2 separate regions of the Homo sapiens genome follow, and region 2 is linked to region 1. A link is a contact called in ENCODE Hi-C or POLR2A ChIA-PET data. All regions are on one chromosome and are shown on one strand. The core of a region is the stretch at or near the end of the contact, and the rest is flanking DNA. Distances in the headings are between cores, read along the strand shown.

Evidence for each region. Hi-C counts contacts between places; a loop is a spot of excess contacts on that map. ChIA-PET counts read pairs that join two places held with the same protein, here RNA polymerase II (POLR2A). Pooled maps may share reads with other maps.
Region 2: a loop to region 1 is called in a pooled map, with 2.8 times the contacts of the local background. The contact joins two enhancer-like sites. A Hi-C loop is called at or near these places in 5 of 37 single-sample maps with no recorded cell type and 11 of 50 pooled maps. POLR2A ChIA-PET finds 5 or more read pairs at or near these places in 3 of 52 experiments (H1, Panc1 and WTC11).

What each region holds. Positions count from the first base shown.
Region 1 is chr2:25,125,654-25,131,755 of GRCh38, forward strand. EFR3B (EFR3 homolog B) reads left to right here. Exons shown (of 23, transcript NM_014971.2): 6 at 2,530-2,679; 7 at 4,322-4,456; 8 at 4,899-4,977; 9 at 5,715-5,850; 10 at 6,097-6,102. Among named protein-coding and RNA genes, the nearest start is that of POMC, 40 kb to the right of the region's middle. RefSeq lists a silencer at 5,647-5,941. Within about 2 kb of position 3,482, at least 3 of the 41 ENCODE cell types and tissues checked have a DNase peak (open chromatin) inside an H3K27ac peak, as active enhancers do.
Region 2 is chr2:24,927,013-24,933,114 of GRCh38, forward strand. No RefSeq gene overlaps it. Among named protein-coding and RNA genes, the nearest start is that of ADCY3, 9.8 kb to the left of the region's middle. Within about 2 kb of position 3,944, at least 2 of the 41 ENCODE cell types and tissues checked have a DNase peak (open chromatin) inside an H3K27ac peak, as active enhancers do.

The sequences.
Region 1 (6,102 bases), core at 2,232-4,731:
AAACCAAAGTTAAGGCCAGGCACGGTGGCTCACGCCTGTAATCCCAGCACTTTGGGAGGCCAAGGCGGGAGGATCACAAGGTCAGCAGATCGAGACCATCCTGGCTAACACGGTGAAACCCTGTCTCTACTAAAAATACAAAAAAATAGCCAGGCGTGGTGGCGGGCGCCTGTAGTCCCAGCTACTGGGGAGGCTGAGGCAGGAGAATGGCGTGAACCCGGGAGGCGGAGGTTGCTGTGAGCCGAGATCGTGCCTGGGTGACAGAGCGAGACTCCGTCTCAAAAAAAAACGAAGTTAAAAATGCAACTGGCAACTCAACCTTGAGAAAAACTGCTCATCTCCAATAATCACAAAAGGATTTGAATTGAAATAGCTACAAAATGTGAGGATTTTTTGGAGTCATAAAATTAGAACAGATGTTTAAAATGAGATCCTCAATACTGCCACAGGCACTGTGAGAGTGGCATTCTCCTGCGGCTTGCGCATGGGCAGGGGGTGGGGGCAGTTATTTTGGCAAATTGGGAGCCTTTCATTTCCTTTTTTGAGACAGAGTTTCACTCTTTCATCCGGGCTGGAGTGCAGTGCCATGATCTCACATGATCTCAGCTCACTGCAACCTTTGCCTCCCAGGCTCAATCAGTACTTCCACCCCAGCCTCCTGAGTATCTGTGACTACAGGTGCGCACCACCATACCTGGCTAATTTCTTTCTTTTTTTTTTTTTTGAGACAGGGTCTTACTCTTTCGCCTAGGCAGGAGTGCAGTGGCATGATCTCCGCTTACTGTAACCTCCACCTCCTGGGTTCAAGCAATTCTTTCACCTCAACCTCCCGAGTAGCTGGGATTACAGGTGCCTGCTACCATGCCTGGCTAATTTTTGTATTGTTAGTAGAGACGGGGTTTCACCATGTTGACCAGGCTGTTCTCAAACTCCTGACCTCAGGTGATCCACCCACCTCGGCCTCCCAAAGTGCTGGGATTACAGGCGTGAGTCACCGCGCCCGGCCTAATGTTTTAATTTTTTGTAGAGATGAGATTTTGCCATGTTGCCCAGGCTGGTCTCGAACTCCTGAGCTCAAGCTATATACTGGCCTTGCCTCCCAAAGTGCTGGGGTTACAGGTGTGAGCCACTGTGTCTGGCTGCCTTTTATTTCTTACCTTTTGACTCATTGATTCCACTCATGGCAATGACTTGAAACATAGTAAAATATTTCATACAATGATGCCCATCATAGCATTATTATAAAAGTGAAACGTTTGGCCAGGCACGGTGGCTCACACCTGTAATCCCAGCATTTTGGGAGGCTGAGGCGGGTAGATCATGAGGTCAGGAGTTCAAGACCAGCCTGACCAACACGGTGAAACCCTGTCTCTACTAAAAATACAAAAATTAGCCGGGCATAGTGGCACATGCCTGTAATCCCAGCTACTCAGGAGGCCAAGGCAGAAGAATTGCTTGAACCCGGGAGGCAGAGGTTGCAGTAAGCCAAGATCGCACCATTGCACTCCAGCCTGGGCGACAGAGCCAGACTCCACCTCAAAAAAAAAAAAAAAAAAAAAAAAAGCAAAACATTTGGAAACAACTTAAATGACTAATAGTCACTAGTTTAGAAAGGTCTTATGATAGTCTATCAGGCAACCATTCAACATGTTTATGAAGAGTTAATGACATAGGAAAATGCATAGAATGTATGTGAAAAAAGCCAATACAAATAAAATATGCAATAGGTTCTTAATTCTGTTATATATTATGCACAGAAGAAAGGAATTACATCAAAATGCCAATAACAGTTATGTTTGATAACAAAGATAACAGTGGTAGTGGTGGTGGTAGTGGTAAATCTTCTCTTCTCTATACTTTTCTATGATTAGTATGTATTATTTTATAACCAGAAAAAAGGTTTTATAAAAAAGAAAGAAAGAAACTTCAGTCTGAAATAAATGGCTAGTAAAGAGGGCTCCCTCCCACAGAGCTGTGCTGACCCTGGGTTCACATAGCAGGGACTGGGGGTGTACAAAAGGGGCTCCTGCTGTGCTGTTACTCAGTTTCCCCTCTGGTTAACCCTAGCTCCAAGCCGACACCCCTTTGTGCCCAGAGAGCCTGCAGCTCTGTGCCTCTCCCTCTGGATCCGCCTCCCCCTGCCCCCGCAAGTTGCTCACAGCCTCGGATTCTGCTTCATCAGTTCTTGGCAGCGTTTTGAGCTCTTACATCTTGGGCCCAAGCTGGAACAACCCCAGCTAAGTACTAAAGATGGGGAGCTGGAGCATCCAGCACCCTAGGGCTGGAGCCCAGATGGTACCAGGGCAAGGGCAGCCTGGGAGTCTCCAAGATGATTAAAAAGACATGGCTTCCTGGGCTCATGTCTGCCAGCACCAGGAGGTCTCATGAGAGTAGCAGCTGGTCTCCATTCTGCCTTCTGATGGACAAATGTATCCCTGACTCCTAAGCTGTGCTCTTCTCTTAGCCACCGAAGCTGGACTTCTCAGGGCTAGAGGACTTCCGAGTCCCACTTCACCCTTTTCCTTACAGAATTCGAATGTCAGGCATCAAAGGCCTGCAAGGGGTGGTGAGGAAGACGGTGAATGATGAACTGCAGGCCAATATCTGGGACCCACAGCACATGGATAAGATCGTTCCATCACTGCTTTTCAATCTACAGCATGTAGAGGAGGCAGAGAGGTAAGCAGGCCGGGATGGGGCAGGACAGTAGATATAATCAACCCTCCAAGGGCTGCTTGGGAACCACATGGTTTGGGTTGGTCAGTAAAACTCAGCTACAAGGCCAGGGACATGGCTTTGTGGCTTGTTCTGCAGTGAGTCCAAAGCTGGCTCCCTAGAAGCCATGGGTCTGACTTTGTGCCAGCCCACAGTGTCCCTTAACATGTGCGTTACCGAAGGAGGACAGTGTTGGTGCTGGGCTCCCTGGTGGGTAAATCTGTTGGTAATAACACACAGAACCAAGAGTCTGGTTACCTTTGTCTCCCTGGAAGCAGGGCCAAGGAGGCTTTAAGATGCCTTTTGTGGGCCGGGCGCGGTGGCTCACGCCTGTAATCCCAGCACTTTGGGAGGCTGAGGCGGGCAGATCACGAGGTCAGGAGATCGAGACCATCCTGGCTAACACGATGAAACCGCGTCTCTACTAAAAAAAAATGCAAAAAAATTAGCTGAGCGTGGTGGCGGGCGCCTGTAGTCCCAGCTACTCGGGAGGCTGAGGCAGGAGAACGGGAGCCCGGGAGGCAGAACTTGCAGTGAGCCGAGATCGCGCCGCTGCACTTACAGCCTGGGCGACGGAGCGAGACTCCGTCTCAAAAAAAAAAAAAAAAAAAAAAAAAAAAAAAAAAAAAAAAAGATGCCTTTCATGGCTCCGATCACTGCGGACTTTCCATCTGGACCTTCCTTCCTCTGTTGCTTCCTGATGCTATTTCAGGCCCTGAAAACGTGCATGCTTGACCAGCCCGCAGCCACTCAGTAAGAGCTTGCAGATACTGGGTTTTAATCCTGGATCCCCTAAGCATGGGATTCATTCCTGTCCCTGCACCCTCATTTTTCCCCTCGGTGAAATGGAATGGGGAGAAAGGCCCACGTTGCTGTCCCACCTGGGCTATCTGTGCACTAGGCTAGTTAGGTCGGTTGATCCCAGGCTACTAGAGCTAGACTCGGGTCGACGGGGGCGGGGGCGGGGGCGGGGGCGGGGGCGGGGCGTGGGGTGGGGCGTGGGGTGGGGTGGGGTTCGTATGCCATCTGGTGGCTGTTTCTGGAATAGCATCTCACTGACAAGCTGCTGTGGTCTCTGGGCTGGGAGTCCTCCGGCTCCTGTTCTGTCCAGATGTGGGCCCACTCCCTGTGACTTGAGTATCATTGACTCTTGCCTGAGCCAACCACTGTGCCTTTCCTTTTCCCTCCCTCTCTTTCCTCTCCTTTCTTCCACTTCTGTTTTGTTTTTTGCCTCCCTTTCCTATCTTCATCTCCCATCTCCTTTTCCTTCTGAAGTCTTAGGTGCATCAAGACACACATGTTCTACACCTCACCTGGCCCATGGGGCTCAGAGCATCCTTCCCACAGTGGTACATCTGGAAATCTTTAAGGATTTCCAGAAAAAGAACTTTATCTTTTCTTCTCCGGTCTTCCCCCACTTCCCCCAGTGGGGGCTTCTTTACCCCCATTTAATTTCTGACAGCTGTGACGCCTCCCCTATTGCCTAGTGCAACCCATGTCAAATTCCTGCTTGTCTTGTGTGGATGAAACACGGAAAGCCGGGATTGTACAGAGCCTGACCCCAGCCTGCATGCCACCCTCTACCCATGTGCCTCTGTCTCCCCAGCCGGTCTCCCTCACCCCTCCAAGCACCTGAGAAGGAGAAAGAGAGCCCCGCGGAGCTGGCTGAGAGGTGTCTTCGGGAGCTGCTGGGCCGGGCTGCCTTTGGCAACATCAAAAACGCCATCAAGCCTGTTCTCATGTGAGTGCCCCCACCCACTGCCTTGGCCCCAGCCTTCAGCCTGGATGTGTTTCAGGTCCCTGGCATCTCCTGGCTGGCTGGGGGGAAGGGGATATTACAGTTGTGGTGCCGCAGCCGAGTCGATCCCTTCCCTGTGCCTGTGTTCCCTGCACTGTGACAGCAAAAGCTGCCACAGGGTGGCCAACTGCTGCCAGTAGGAAGGCACCCAACGCTAAGCAAAGGTGCCCAGCTTCACCACACACATCCACAACTGCAGAGCGCTGTCCTTGGCCTCTCTCCAGCACTGGACTGGGACTACCCCAAGGCCCTTCAGGCTTCACTTCCTCACCCGGGAACTGTGCGAGGGGCTCTGAGAAGGTGTCCCTCTGCCTCCAAGCTAATCTCTTCTCCCTAACACTGCCGGGAGTTTCATAGTTGTTCCCCCACGTTTTCTCCCTCACAGCCATCTGGATAACCATTCTCTTTGGGAACCCAAGGTGTTTGCCATCCGTTGCTTTAAAATCATCATGTACTCAATTCAGGTATGGTGGCTCCCCTGGGCCAGCCGGATCCCAGGACAAAGGCCTCTCTAGAAGCTAGACGGGTGCTAAAATAGAAAGCCAGAAGTCCCCTGTGACTCCTCCGAAGCCCCCAGTTGCCGAAACCAGTGCTGCTTAAGCTAGCTGTGGAGAAGGGCCGGCTGATTTTATTTCCAGTACATCACAGACCAATACTTTTATAAAATACAATTAAAACAAATAATTTCTAGAAAAATTAAATAAAAAACTCATGCAAAATGCAAGCCTACAGATCACACCCTTGGCTGCTACAGCATTGACAAATTGTTTACTAAACACTGACTTTCCATCCCATCCTTATCTCAGTGTAAACCAATATCAGACCTATCTTGAATGGGCACCAGCCCAGGGGCCCCACTTTAGGCAGCACTGGACTAAGCCATGTGGCCTCCCGTGGCTCTTGCCGGAAAGACCTGAAGAAATGAAAGGAAGACCCTATTTTAAAATGGTCTTTTGACCAATTTTGAAGTAAAAGGGCCCTGGAAAACTGTCAGCTGAGGCCTCCACTGGGATTTGGCTCTTTGTTGGAGGGAGAAGGGAAGGATCCAGTAAAGGGCACGAGGTGTCAGTGCCAACTGCAGTGCCCGGGGCCTTGGAACGTCCCTTTAGTTTACCCCCGCCTTTGGGTGCCAGGAGAGGGCTGCGCAGCCCAGGGACCCCGTGGGGTTGCTGTCCAGGCCCAGCTCATCTTCCTCCCGCAGCCGCAGCACTCACACCTGGTCATCCAGCAGCTCCTGGGCCACCTGGACGCCAACAGCCGCAGCGCTGCGACGGTGCGCGCGGGCATCGTGGAAGTCTTGTCGGAAGCCGCGGTCATCGCTGCCACCGGCTCTGTGGGTAAGGGGCATGGCTAGGGCCTGAGGGCCGGGGACCCCGCGGAGGCTGCCGCCTCTTACAGAGAGAGGCAAGGGACAACAGGGAGGGGTCGGAGTCCGTTTTCCTCGGGAGAAGTCCGCCAGGAAGTTGGGAGCGCAGAGGAAGCCCAGGCTGGAAGGGGGCGTGACCCTGCCCTGCCTGCGCGCGGTGCACAGAGGAGGAGGGTGCCAGCCTTGGATCTCGGGTGTCCCGCCCCACCGCTCTCAGGGCCCA
Region 2 (6,102 bases), core at 2,694-5,193, 200 kb before region 1:
AGAGGGGTTAAATTTGGGGAGAGAAGGACACGTGCCCACGGAGCGTGAAACGGCATGTGAATGCTGAGTAATTCCGAGGCCTCTGCGGGACGTCACGTTTCCAAAAGCGCGCGAGCCCTGCCCCTCCGGCAAGAGGCACCATAGAAATGTGTGCTAACAAGCCTCCCTGCGGCCTGCGGGGAATAGGAGAGAGCAGGAAGCTTTCAGAACAACAAGAGTGGCTAGAAAAGGCCCCGGATGGGAGGAGACGAACAGCCCAGCCCCACGGTCTTTCTCATGGGTGGAAAGTCACTAGCACCCAGAAAAGCAAGGCTAAGAGATCCTGGGGAGCTGGCACAAGTTCTCTGGTCTTAAAGACGCATGTGATTAGATCTGGCTCACTGGGATGTTCCAGGAGAATCTCTCCATCTCGAGATCCTTCACTTAATCACGTTTGCAAAGTCACTTTTGCCATGTAAGGCATCATAGTCACAGTTTCTGGGGGTTAGGGTGGTGACGTTTTGCGTGGACATGATTCTGCCTATTACGGCAGGCTCCTAATGTGATATAGATCCCGGTAGTACTGATTAGAGGAAGGACTCATCTTAATTCCTCCCATTAAAACTTTTTCTAATGTTTCTAATCTCGATGCTGAAATAAATGAGCCTTCGCCATGTTAAATTGGAGGAGAGGAAATCATCTCAACGGTCTGTGAAAGGGTGATTTTTGAGAAGAAAGAGGTCCTATACATTTTTATTTTTATTTTTTCTCACTCTTGTCACCCAGGCTGGAGTGCAAAGGCACGATCTCCGCTCACTGCAAACTCCATCTCCTGAGTTCAAGTGATTCTCCTGCCTCAGCTTCCCGAGTAGCTGGGACTACAGGCATATGCCACCATGCCTGGCTAATTTTTGTATTTTTATTAGAGATGGGGTTTCATCATGTTGGCCAGGTTGGTCTCAAACTCCTGACCTCAGGTGATCCACCCGCCTCAGCCTCCCAAAGTGTTGGGATTACAGGCGTGAGCCACCATGCCCGGCCACCCTAGAAATCTTTTAATGCAAGAGAATGCTGTAGAAAGAACTCCCACCTGTGGTTCCTCACCACCCTCACCCCTTCCAAGTTACCCTCAGCTGCAACAGGCCAGATCCCTTGTTCCAGGAAGGCTGGTTGGGAACAAGGGACCACCTGGAGTCAGCAGCTGAATGGATGCCTGAGGTTCATGGATTCTAAGACTTTTCCAAGCCCCCTTTCTGCTGCCACTGGAATTGTCTCCCAGAAACACAGTTCAGACTGTTTGACTTCCCAATTCTTTAGCATCCAGGCTTTTCCTTGGTTAGGCCCCAGCCTACTTATTCTCTCATATAATCTGCACACCAGTCATATGAGGTAAGTACAATTGCCATATCCATTTTACAGATGAAAACACTGAGATTAGATTCCTAACATGCCCAAGGTTCCACAACTGGCAAAGGGCACTGCCCATGTTTACACCCACACCTCTGAATCCAAGGCCCGGCACTTAGACACTGTGGCCTGCTCGACATCCTGGGTCATTGCTAGAGGAATTGGGGGGCTCATGCCTTCTCCTCTGCTTGGATGGGGGCCAACTTAACTGTGGACCAGAAGGGGTGGGCCATGGGAAAGACAAAGCAGGAGGAGTCAGCAGTACTGGAGGGGAGGCGGGGCCTTTATCTTAGCAGCCCTATCTGTTCAAATCCAGAGACATCTTCTCCACCCTGGGAGGCAGGAAAGCAGCCCAGTCAGAGAGGTGGAGCCCCGGACAGCAGATCTGCAACAGGGCAACACCCAACCCTGGCCCAGGGGAGGCCTGCAGCCTGGCCGGGAAGGGCTCAGGCCAGCTTGATTAACATACTGCTGACCCGGCTGGGCGCGGTGGCTGATACCTGTAATCCCAGCACTTTGGGAGGCCGAGATGGGTGGATCACGAGGTCAGGAGATCAAGACCATCCTGGCTAACACGGTGAAACCCCGTCTCTACTAAAAATACAAAAAATTAGCCAGGCGTGGTGGCGGGCGCCTATAGTCCCAGCTAATAGGGAGGCTGAGGCAGGAGAAAGGTGTGAACCCGGGAGGCAGAGCTTGCAGTGAGCCAAGATTGCGCCACTGCACTCCAGCCTGGGCGACAGAGCGAGACTCCATCTAAAACACAAACAAACAAACAAAAACAACAATAACAACAAAACCATATTGCTGACCCATTTTCATATCTTAAAATTATAAACAAAAGTACAAGCTCCGGCTATTCTATTTATCAAGTCAGAGCAGAGTGAGGCTGATATTTGTGGAAACTGAGGTTTCTCTGCTCACCTTGGTCATTTAGGGCACCCTCTCCTTGTTCCCCTCTCAGTGTCCAGGTCTCCCCAGTTCTTGCCATCTTCCCTCTCTCCTGTCTCAAAACACTGTGTCAGGACCAGAGCCCAGAGAGTGCCCCACCTGGAGGTGATAATGATTTGAATGTTAAGTCTAGGTCTTTAATTCCGTTTCTTCATGCTCCTGCTCCCAACCACTTAGGAAGTAGATCCAGAAATCAGGCAGTTGGGGCGCAACAGATCAGTTTCAGATGGATGAAAGTTGAGTTGGAGGCTGGGGCTTAGGTGTGTGGCCACAGCCTGAGATAATGCTTCACTTTGGACTTGAACTCCTCACCCCATCACAGACATATGGGTTGCCACAGGCCTCCCTGGAGGGTTGGAGCCTGCCCTGGGGAATATGGAATGGTAGGAAGGGGCAAGATCACAGAAGGCCTTGAATGCCTAGCTAAAACATCTAAATTTGGGCTTTGTGTTTTATAGGAGTTGTTGAGGATTCTTTTGAGTAGATGACATGTCCTGACCTGCTACATTCTTCCAGAGGATTGATTTGGGATAAAAGATGGTTTGGAAAAGAAAGGCTGTCAAGAGAAAACTGGGCCGGGCACAGTGGCTCACGCTTGTAATCCCAGCACTGTGGGAGGCTGATCACCTCCCACCTCAGGCGGGTGGATCAACCAAGGTCAGGAGTTTGAGACCAGCCTGGCCACCATGGCGAAACCCCGTCTCTACTCAAAATACAAAAATTAGCTGGGCGTGGTGGTGTGTGCCTGTAATCCCAGCTACTCGGGAGACTGAGGCAGAGGAATCACTTGAACCTGGGAGGCGGAGGTTGCAGTGAGCCAAGATCGTGCCGCTGCACTCCATCCTGGGTGACAGAGCGAGACTCTGTCTCAAAAAAAAAAAAAAAGAGGGAGAAAACCGGTGAGAAGATGCAAACTAATCACTCCTGGAAGACAGTGGTCCAAATCTAAGAATGCTCTCTAGTATTCATTCCACAAGGGTCTCAGGCCTCTCATGAAATCTCAGGCTGACTTACATTCACATTAGACACATTCAGGTTTTGGGCTGAGCATATCCATGAGTATTTGCAGATAGTAATTTTTATAACTATTAAATAATTCATGCTGACATTGTTTTCCCTCTTGTGTTCTTGAAAAAGATGCTGTTTCCCGCACAGGCAGTGGTGAAAATAAATTAGCCACCTGCTTTGCCATCCTTTTTCCAATCTTGCTGTGTCCCATGGGGGATGCCAGGCACTGCTGGGCACCTTTCTAAAAGTGTTCTATTCAGTAGAATATGTGCTGAGTTTTTTTTTTTTTTTTTTGGCAAAATCAGGCCTTAAAAAAATGTTACACTTTTTAATTTTCATTTAAAAAATTTCTTTTTCACTCCATTAAAATTCATCTCCGTGAAATGGGTTCAGAGTAGTTTTAGCAATTCTGTCTGTCACCCATTCTGAGATGCTGCTGGCACCACGTGCAGCCATCCCCTGCTGAATGGGAAGCAAGTGGCAGAGCTGAGTGTGCACCCAGAACCCTAGTGTTGGGGTCTGTGGTCAAGGAGGCCCCCACTCTCCTTTCATTCGCAGTCCCCCACGCCCAGCCCACACTACCTGCCAGTTTTACATCTGTTTGGACAGGAAGGCTTACAACCCTGCTCTGCTATTTTTAGGAAGCACTCACATTGAGTCAGCCTTTCTGCTGGCTTCACACCCTCTGCTCGCTGGTTCTCGGGCTGTCTGCCTTTTCAGCAGGAGCCCGGGGCTCACATCCTCAGACAGTGAGCACAATGCTTCTCTTCTCCCTGCCCATCTCAGCTTTGGTCTGCACCCCTGTTTTTATCACCTTCCTGGAACGAGGGCAGGCTTTTCTAGGGGTCCATATTTTCTTGTTTCTCTCACTAAGAGCTTCCCAACAAGTCATGCACATTAACGTGGATAGAGCTGGAGGCCCTTCCTCTTGTTCACAATTTTGCATTAATGTAGCTATAAGTGGGAATCTTTTTTTTTTTAAATCAAGTCTACATTCAAACATGCTTTTAAACTAAAAATAACTGCATTTAAATAACTTTAGAGAGAATGATATAAAGGAGGATTTAAATGTTAGCTGTAAATTGATACTCACTCTTCATTATTTCTTATCCCAGAGTATAGCCAAGTGACTGGCATAGAAAAGGTTATTAATAAATGCTTGGAGGAAGGAATAAATGAATAAATTCTAAAATGTTAATAGTTTTGTGATGTGTCCCTCTCAAGGGTGAAACTTGTAATTTAACACGCAGAACTTTTCTTTTCTTTTTTTTTTTTTTTAGACTGAGTCTCGCTCTGTCGCCCAGGCTGGAGTGTGCAATGGCACGATCTTGGCTCACTGCAAGCTCTGCCTCCCGGGTTCACGCCATTCTCCTGCCTCAGCCTCCTGAGTAGCTGGGACTACAGGCGCCCACCACCGCGCCCAGCTGATTTTTTGTATTTTTAGTAGGGACAGGGTTTCACCGTGGTCTCGATCTCCTGACCTCGTGATCTGCCCACCTCGGGCTCCCAAAGTGCTGGGATTACAGGCGTGAGCCACCGCGCCTGGCCAGAACTTTTCTTTAATAAATTGCAAATGGTAGAGTTTTCAGGCGTCTGTCTAGGTTGCACCAGAAATATTTCAGGTGACTGAGTTGTATTACAGTTGTTGGGATGATTTCTTTCTTAAGTTACCCCATATTCAATTTAAAATGGCTTAACCAGTAGAGAAAATGTATTACCTCTAAAACAAGCAGTCTTTGGATAGGACAGGTCTAAGGTTAGTTATTCTAGTGGCTCGATAATGACTAGGCCAGGTCTGATTCCCAATGAAGCCAACTCTAGTCATTTTCCTAGGAGATTTTATAAACCAGGGAACTAGTTAAACACATTTCATTGAGAAAGTTACACCAAGATTTGATCAGCTAATGAGAAATACATTTAGCTGTTAAGGGTACCCCCACTTTTCTTGCTTCCTTACTCTCAAGGAGACCCCTGTTTTCAACATTTTCAGTTGTATTCTGTGACTTTTTTCATTTGGCTGGGAATGATGTGGTTGAAGGATCTACAATCTATTTCACAGTTCAGCAACAGAGGCCATTCATTCATTCATTCATTTATCAAATATTTCTTATGCTTTTATTAAGCACTGCAGATACAAAGATTTTTAAAAAGGTCAGGTTTTTGTGGAGACCCTGCCCTCCTGAGGAGAAGATCTACTAAATGTGCCTGGGCAGCAGAGGAGACTCCTGAAAACCTTTCAGAAAAGGAGTTGTTGGAGCTGGATGTAAAAGTTGAGTGAGAGTTTTCCAGGTGGACAGAGGGGGAGGGAGGGCGTGTTGGGTCGAGGGCAGCATGACAAAGGCACAGGCCGTGTGCCATGGTGTGTTCAGAGAACAACACGCTCAGTGTGCCTAGAGGACGGGAGAGGGTAAAGAGGTGGAAACACAGAGGTGGCAGATGGAAGGAGGTCGGATAGGGATGGGCTCTGAAGTCAGGCCCCAGTTTGAATCCAGGTCCCACTTTTGCAACAGCTCAATGGTTGCCTTCATGTCCCAGGGCTGCATAACAAATTACCACAAACTGGGTGGCTTAAAACAAGTTATTCACTCATGCTTCTGAAGGTCAGAGGTCCAAAATCGGGGTGTGTTGGGTGTTGGCAAGGCTGTTTCCCTCTGAAGGCTCTGAGGACGAATCCAGCCCATGCCTCTCTGCCAGCTGCTGGTGGCTGCTGGCAGCCTCAGGTGCTCCTTTGCTTGGGGCTTTAAGATTCCATGCTCT